Regions from separate parts of the Homo sapiens genome. Here region 1 is linked to region 2. Evidence: chromatin contacts called from ENCODE Hi-C or POLR2A ChIA-PET data. All regions are on one chromosome and are shown on one strand. Each heading gives the region's core, a stretch centred on a gene start or an enhancer-like site at or near the end of the contact. The rest is flanking DNA. Distances are from core to core; before and after follow the strand shown. Region 1 overlaps ADORA2B (adenosine A2b receptor). Region 2 has its middle 58 kb from the start of ADORA2B.

Region 1 (4,243 bases), core at 825-3,324, 79 kb after region 2:
CCTAAAGTTTTCTTTGTGGGAAGGTTTAAAATGATGAATTTTAGGCTGGGCGCTGTGACTCACACCTGTAATCCCAGCACTTTGGGAGGCCAAGATTGGCGGATCACCAGAGGTCAGGAGTTCGAGACCAGCCTGGCCAGCATGGTGAAACCCTGTCTCTACTAAAAATACAAAAAAATTAACCAGGTGTGGTGGCAGGCGCCTGTAATCCCAGCTACTCAGGAGGCTGAGGCAGGAGAATCGCTTGAACCTGGGAGGTGGAGGTTGCAGTGAGCCGAGATCATGACACTGCACCTTCATTCCAGTCTGGGCGACAAGAGCAAGACTCTGTCTCAAAAAAAAAAAAAAAAAGAAAAGATGAATTCTACTTTTTTAATTGTTATAGTGCTATTAAAATTTCTATTTATTTTTCTGTTCATAAATATTAAAAAAAAAACCTTTTATAGTTTGGTACCATAGGAAATCTGAAAAATAGATGAATATTAAAAAAAAAAATCTGGCCGGGCGCGGTGGCTCACGCCTGTAACCCCAGCACTTTGGGAGGCCAAGGTGGGCGAATCACGAGGTCAGGAGATCGAGACCATCCTGGCTAACACGGTGAAACCCCGTCTCTACTAAAAATACAAAAAATTAGCCCGTGTGGCAGCGGGTGCCTGTAGTCCCAGCTACTCAGGAGGCTGAGGCAGGAGAATGGCGTGAACCCGGGAGGCGGAGCTTGCAGTGAGCCGAGATCGTGCCACTGCGCTCCAGCCTGGGCGACGGAGCTAGACTCTGTCTCAAAAACAAACAAACAAAATTTCATAGTTTGATCCCATGGGAAATCTGAAAAAATGGGAGGCTGCTCAGAAGCTCGTCATAACAATATCCCCTCTTATATAGATAGCCTCTAGTGGTTTATAAGCTGAAGCTGAAACCATGTTCATGCACTTGATGTTGATGCCTTGCTTTATTTAGAACTCCCAAGTCCCAGGTGGGTGTTCAACATGTTTCTTTGATTAAGAAGGCAGGGTTCTGTTCCCTTCTTATAAACTCAGGCTTTCTCTCACCATTTGCTTGCCAGGCAGTGTTAGGTGTTTTGGATACAGCTGTGAGTCTGTTCCATGGAGGAGCTCATCCTTCAGTGGAAAGAGACAGAAAATGCAGTTGTGTGGTAGGTACACGGGAGAGGTGCTCTGGGTGGTCATGAGCTGCCCTGAGAGCTCAGGGGCAGATAAGCTGCTCTGCTTCCATGTGAACTTCTGTACTGTGAATTAATTCACGCGTGGCAGGTGGCCAGGGGAAGGATGTTGGTATAATGGAGACACTGCTTTGGTTCACCTGTGATTTTGCCTAGGCAAAGGAGGTGGAATAGTGGGAGGAGAATGACAGTGTTCAGCAGGAAAGGAAAAAGCCCTCTGACTGCTCTGCCGCAGGAGCCCCTGTGGGCTCCTGGGAACAAGAAAAAAACAGTGCCTGCAGCTGGCACTCCCGTAGAAAGCCACATCCTAGCCTGCTGGGGTCTTGGCCGTGGCAGGCTACGCTGCCTCCAGGCCCATCTTAGTAACAGCCCCCTGGCTCAGAACTCCTCTTTCATCTGCACTGTCTTGGCACCTGTCAGCCTTGCTCTAATTAAAGTTTGCCAGGCTTTCTATTTGACTTTTTTGGTGCAGTTTTAATATCCATGGTGGCAGCCTCTTGCCCCACTGAACTGCCTGCCTGGGTGTCCCAAAAGATTTTGTTAGTGCTCTAGTGACAATGTTTTGTAGGTTTGAGTGGTCTGCTCTAGCCCCATGTTTCACAGAAGTCCTGTTAATATGTGGAATAAGATAACATGAGGTTTTCTAAGAATGTATATATTGCTTTATAGCAGAAATGTATGTATTTCAGAGGAATTTAAAGCTTGTGAGCTAGATAGACTATAAACGGAAGAAACATCCCTAAAACAAACAGGAAACAATTTTAAGAAGCGGCAGTAGAACTCTGTGTGCATTTACTTAGCAATCTGCATTTCTAAAGTGCTTTGTACACATTCCGTCTATGTTAAAAGCCTCAGCAGCAGGTTGGAGGCGGGTTCTGGGGCTAGTGTTTCCGATGGGAAGCTCAGGCTCCATCCAGCCTGTGGCTGGACTGGCCAGGCTCAATGTCACTCCCCAGGTAGCTGCCCTTGATCTATACTAGGAGCACCTTGAGAGCTGGGAATTGATTTCTAAGCCTGGTTTGAGCTGAGGGCCACAGAGCCAGTGCAGGAGGAGACCCTGCCCCAGAAATAGGCCAGTGCTTGTTATGCAGGCCTTGGCGGTTCCCCGTTTCCTTACGTAACCTCAGTGTTCACGCTGTTTCCTTTTGTTGATTCCCTCCGTGTGACTGTTTTTCTGTCAATCTCCTTAGCTAATGAGCTCCTTATAAGGAGAATGGATGGATCAGAGCACAGCTCCGTACACAGTGGTGGGGCATAGCCATTTCCCAGAGTGTGGACTTTCCCAGAACTCCCCTGTTGTGTGGGCCTGCAAAGGCTGGGATTGTTTCTGCCTTGTTTGGAATAATAAAGCTGCCTGTGTTTCCTGTGTTCACTTTTCAGTCGCCTGTTATTCACTCTCCTACATTTGGGGCGGTTGTCCTGCTTCCCTGGCCTCACTGCAGTGCTCAGTGACCTCTGCAGCAGAGCAGTGACTGCCACGGGCTGGCGAACGGAAGGACGGAAGGACGTGGCCCATGCCCTTCAGGAATGTTTTGGGGAGATGGACAAACGCATGCAGACCTGAGGGTGTTCGGAGCACAGGGAGGGAGGCAGAGTCTGCAGCAAGGGGTGGGGCCGAGGAGGGAGACTGGCCTGGGGAGAGGACAGAGGCCCAGCAGGAAGTGGGAAAGGAGAGGGCGTGGCAGGTGGTTACCAGAGCCCTCCTGAGATGCCAGAGTCCCCAGGGGTTCGTTCCTTCCAGTGTCCTGCCCAGTGCAGGGACACCTGCTTGCCTTTTTTTTTTTTTTCGAGATGGAGTCTCGCTCTGTCACCCAGGCTGGAGTGCAGTGGTGCAATCTCACTCAGTTCACTGCAACCCCCGCCTCCTGGGTTCAAGTAATTCTCCTGCTTCAGCCTCATGAATAGCTGGGATCACAGGCATGCGCCAACACACTCGGCTAATTTTTGTATTTTTAGTGGAGACGGCTTCACCACGTTGGCCAGGCTGGTCTCGAACTCCTAACTTCAGGTGATCCACCCACCTCGGCCTCCCAAAGTGCTGGGATTACAGGCGTGAGCCACCGCGCCCAGCCAAAGGGACAGATTATTAAAGAAGATAAGAATGGGAGAAGGTGGAGGATGCAGGGGCCAGGGCACGTGGGGAAGGACACTTCCTCAGCTGTACTGTTGCACTCCAGCCTGGACGACAGAGTGAGATTCCGTCTCAAAAAAACAAAACAAAACAAAAAATGATATTACAAAGGACATAGACCAGGGTGAGGTGTGAGAAAGAGCGAGGCGTTTCCATGCCCTCCTTGGGTGCACCATCCTTCAGGAACCTCCATGTGTTTGGCTGTCCTGTAGCTCTCCGTACCTTTTCGTCGTAGCCCTTTTTTGGATTCTCCATTGAATAGACATGACTCAAGCATGGACAACTGGGTGGCAGTGTGAGTGGACGAAAAGGCATGATTCAGACTGACAGGCTGAATGGGGAAACTCAGCAAAGCCTATCTGTTCCAATGCTTCTTGGCCTCTCTGTGCGGCTCCTTCTAGGGGAGGGGCAGGACCCCTTCTGAAATGCGGGTCTTATGAGTCACAATCAAACAAGGTAGATCAGAGAATTTCTTTATGGACAGCTCCAAGACAGAAAGACAGAGGAAGATATATTTTTAGTTATCATGGCCTGTCTTGGGGAGAAGTAACAAGGGCTATGGGAGTTATGTGCCAGGAACTGTGGACCAAAGCCAACACAGCTGACCCTTGAACAGCACAGGTTTGAACTATGCAGGTCCACTTGTATTGGATTTTTTTCAACCAAACATGACTGAAAATGCAGTATTCCTGGGATGTGAAACCCACATATACGGAGGGCTGCTGACTGCGGAACCTCAGTATGTGAGGACTTTGGCATACATGGGGATCCTGCAACCAACCCCCTGTGTGTACATACGGTGAGGTGACTATACATACATACCATAACATCGCAGAGCACACTCCGCTTCCTACAGAGGTTGTGCTGAGGGGTCTGGTTATGTCCTCCAGCATGCCTCTTTTTGCTGTCCTTGAGGACTGCCTCCCAGGAGGGTG
Region 2 (3,833 bases), core at 988-3,487:
TTTATGGCTGCATAGAATTCCATGGTGTATATGTACCGTATTCTCTTTATTCAGTCTATCATTGATGGGCATTTGGGCTGATTCTGTGTCTTTGCTCTTATGACTAGTGCTGCAGTGAACATATGCATGCCTGTATCTTTGTGATAGAATGATTTATGTTCTTTTGGGTATATGCCCAGAAATGAGATTGCTGGGTCAAATGGTATTTCTGCTTCTAGGTCTTTGAGGAATTGCCACACTGTGTTCCACAATGATTGAACAAATTTACACTCCGACCAGCAGTGTAAAAGCATTCCTTTTACTCCACAAACTTGCCAGCATCCATTGTTTCTTGACTTTTTAATAATCGCCATTCTGACTGGTGTGAGATGGTATCTCATTTTGGTTTTTATTTGCATTTCTCTAATAAGTGATGTTGAGCTTTTTTTCATATGTTTCTCCGCCACGTGAATGTCTTCTTTTCCAGAAGTGTCTGTTCATGTACTTTGCCCACTTTTTAAAGGGGTTGTTTTCTTCTTGTAAATTTGTTTAAGATTTTAACATTTAAATAGCCACGTGTGGCTGCTGGCTGTTCTTTGGGGCAATGCAAGGTCAAACATAGACAGAAGGTTGTAAAATAAAGGATCACTGGATTTTGTGGTTTGCAAACCCTACCTTTAAAAAAGCTTCTGCAGGCCAGGCGTGGTGCGTCACGCCTGTAACCTTAGCATTTTGGGAGGCCGAAGTGGGCAGATCACTTGAGGTCAGGAGTTCGAGACCAGCCTGGCCAACATGGTGAAACCCCGACTCTACTGAAAATACAAAAATTAGCCATGCATGGTGGCATGTGCCTGTAGTCCCAGCTACTCAGGAGGCTGAGGCACGAGAATTGCTTGAACCTGGGAGGCAGAGGTTGCAGTGAGCCGAGATTGTGCCACTGCACTCCAGCCTGGACAACAGAGCAAGACTCCGTATCAAAAAAAAAAAACAAAAAAAAACCTCTGCAGAAATGTGAAGTTGGAAGAACAGTTTTCATAACTGTTTATTTCAGAACCACTAACTTAATCTAGCCACTTCATCTGAGAGATGAGAAAACTAAAGGCAGAAAAGTTGAGTCATTTTCCTGAAGTCACACTGAGTTGCTTTAATGAGAGAAGGAGGAGCTGGTCACAGTTTGGGTTGGTTTGTTACTCTTTAGAGCAGTGGACATTTAGGTTAGCCAGGGGCTTCATTCAATTTGATGTCAGCTCAGTTCTTAGCGTGGCCAGTTGGTTCCTGGAAACTGCAGCTTTGGGTGAAACCATATACCATAAGCCATGGGAACTCAACTGTGGCTCATATCAGTTAACCTACAGTGAAACTGGTTTCGTCACACAGCACATCACCATTTCACTTAACATCACAGTGTCCAAGAACCTCTCAGTGCCATTAAGTGAGGACTTATTAGAAAGAAAGAACCAGACTTTTGTCTCCCAGGCTCCCAGAACTCCATGAGGAATCTTGTAGTGGCTCGCCCTTTCCTGAAGCCCCAGAATTCATCCTGCCTCCCGTACACCCCAACCTCAGGCTGTCCTGCCTGCCTGTGCCACAGCATGGGTGAACCACGTGCAGTAGAACCACACTTCCCTGTGGGTGTACTTGTCAGCCCCTCATGCATGGAGGGCTTTGGAAATGTTTGTGTGGACTCTACTCCCAGCCTTGAGGGCTGAACCACTAGTGAGTCGTGCAGGTGGCTCATGAGAAGGTGTCTCCGGCGTTTCCTTGGGGGACCTTCTGGACACAGGTAAATGCTCAGCAAGGAGCAGGGTGGGGCTTAGGGGGACTGCCAGTCCACTGACCGTGGGTGACTCCACGAGGAGAGGAGCCAGCAGAGCTGTGCATAGCTGTGACCTTTTTTAGAAGCAGCAAGCAAGGAAGAAGAGTGGAATTTATGAAAATGAGGTAGCAAACTTAACAGAAAGGCAGAAGAAAGGAGAGGAAGAAAATTCCAGGAAAGTGTTTGTCCAGAGGCCTGGAGTGTGGTCCTGGGGACAGAAGATGGCAGGGAATCATGTGGGTCCTGAACTGAGAGCACAGAGAAGACCTGCTCTCAGGATGCCACAGAAGAACCAGAGGCCCCTGCTGAGCCACTGGGTTTCGCCTGCCTTCAGGCGCTGTGCAGGGCCAGCACTGCCTGAGCTGCTGGTGGGCCAGAGGAAGTGGACCCAGCCAGGGGGCAGGAGGTGTTGGCCCGTGCTTGCAAGGCAACCAGACCCTGTGTCACGATGCCAAAGCCAGGGAACCTCAGGGAGGAAATGCTGCGGGTGGGGCCTCCTGAGTGTCTGTCAAATGAAAACAGAGGAAGTAAGAAAGATAGGGCCCAGCCACTCCTGAGATGTAAATCTCCTGTGATTCTGTCTCCAGGGAGAGGCTGTGCAGCATCTGCCTGAACATCTCTGGGACGCAGCCGTCCTCTTGCCATGGGAAGGCTCTTGCCCACAGAGGAGTAAAGGGAAGGGCACTGCTTCCTGGACCAGCTCACCGTGGTCACTGTCTCCTCTTTCCCAGTCTCAAACCCCAAGTGCCGTCAGTGCAGATAGTGAGAGGAACCATTTAAAAAGCAAATTATTCCAAATTAATCTCCAGTTGAAATCCCAACAGACTTTCTTTATTCTTGAACTTAACAAAATAATTAAAAATTCACCTGGAAGAATAAACAAGAAGAAAGTTTAAAGAAAGAGTGCTGATGAAGGCAGGTTGCCCTGCCTGATTGGAAAGGTGCTATGAAGGCCCCCTTCACACGTCATTCTGCCCACCCTAGCATTGCGGAAGGGAAGACACAGTGGAAACAGCTATGAGCATGGCGCCTGCAGCTCGTGTTTCAGAGTAGTAATGACATTGAACTGAGTGGGTTTAGGAGGTCTGCATTTTTTTAAATTTTAAAAGATAGGCTGGGTGTGGTCGCTCACGCCTGTAATCCCAGTACTTTGGGAGGTTGAGGCAGACGGATCATGAGGTCAGGAGATTGAGACCATCCTGGCTAACACGGTGAAACCACGTCTCTACTAAAAAAAAATAAAAAAAATTAGCCAGGTTTGGTGGCGGGCGCCTGTGGTCCCAGCTACTCGGGAGGCTGAGGCAGGAGAATGGCATGAACCCGGGAGGCGGAGCTTGCAATGAGCCGAAATCGTGCCACTGCACTCCAGCCTGGGCGACAGAGAGCCAAGACTCCATCAAAAAAAAAAAAAAAAAAAAAAAAAAAAAAAAAAAAAAGATAAGCAGAAGTTGCCAAACTTGATTTGGGAGATAATGAGCCATATAAAATAAGGTGACTAAAACAATAATATGAACAGAATCAGAATTGGAAAAGAATTCCAAGGAACCCCAGAGTTATTTGCTTGGGGGACAATAGGTTGCTTTCAACCACCATAGACATGTGATTCACTCCTTTGCAGCAGATACGAAAGAAATCAGATCAGGTGTTCTGGTTGCTATTGCTGTAGAGCAGACCACCCTGAAACACAGTGGATTAGAATTAACAACAGTGTTCATTTTGTTTGGGCATGACTGCCATCTGCTCCTTGGTCACCAGCCCTCATGGCTGCGGCTGGGACTGTGGGGTCGCCATCTCTCTCCATGCAGCCTATATACTTGGCCAGTGTGAATTTCCACACACCCCAGGAGCCTCAGGGGTACAAGAGAGCATTCCAAGAATCCTGGGTAGGCAGTTCAAGCTTCTTAGGAACTGGCCTTCTGAGTCCCAAGTCACTTACTCCTCATTCAAGCAAATTGTTAAGGCCAGCCCAGATTCAAGGGGAAAAGAATTGGACTCCGTCTCTTAAGTGGAGGATTTCCCAGAATCTGTAACATCTTTA

The links. A loop is a pair of places that touch in the nucleus more often than their neighbours do. ChIA-PET counts read pairs that join two places held with the same protein, here RNA polymerase II (POLR2A). Pooled maps may share reads with other maps.
Region 1: POLR2A ChIA-PET joins it to region 2 with 10 read pairs in BJ. The contact joins two enhancer-like sites. A Hi-C loop is called at or near these places in 3 of 168 maps with a recorded cell type or tissue (CD14-positive monocyte, PC-9 and naive thymus-derived CD4-positive, alpha-beta T cell), 4 of 37 single-sample maps with no recorded cell type and 12 of 50 pooled maps. POLR2A ChIA-PET finds 5 or more read pairs at or near these places in 3 of 52 experiments (BJ, PC-9 and activated T-cell).

Annotation. Positions count from the first base shown.
Region 1 is chr17:15,964,282-15,968,524 of GRCh38, forward strand. All of the region lies in intron 1 of ADORA2B (adenosine A2b receptor), which reads left to right. Among named protein-coding and RNA genes, the nearest start is that of ADORA2B, 21 kb to the left of the region's middle. RefSeq lists enhancers at 1,438-2,024, 2,025-2,610, 2,611-3,197, 3,198-3,782, 4,033-4,243. Within about 2 kb of position 2,075, at least 13 of the 41 ENCODE cell types and tissues checked have a DNase peak (open chromatin) inside an H3K27ac peak, as active enhancers do; they include CD14-positive monocyte, where a contact is called at or near this core.
Region 2 is chr17:15,884,759-15,888,591 of GRCh38, forward strand. It overlaps a transcript of ADORA2B not described here. Among named protein-coding and RNA genes, the nearest start is that of ADORA2B, 58 kb to the right of the region's middle. Within about 2 kb of position 2,238, at least 4 of the 41 ENCODE cell types and tissues checked have a DNase peak (open chromatin) inside an H3K27ac peak, as active enhancers do; they include CD14-positive monocyte, where a contact is called at or near this core.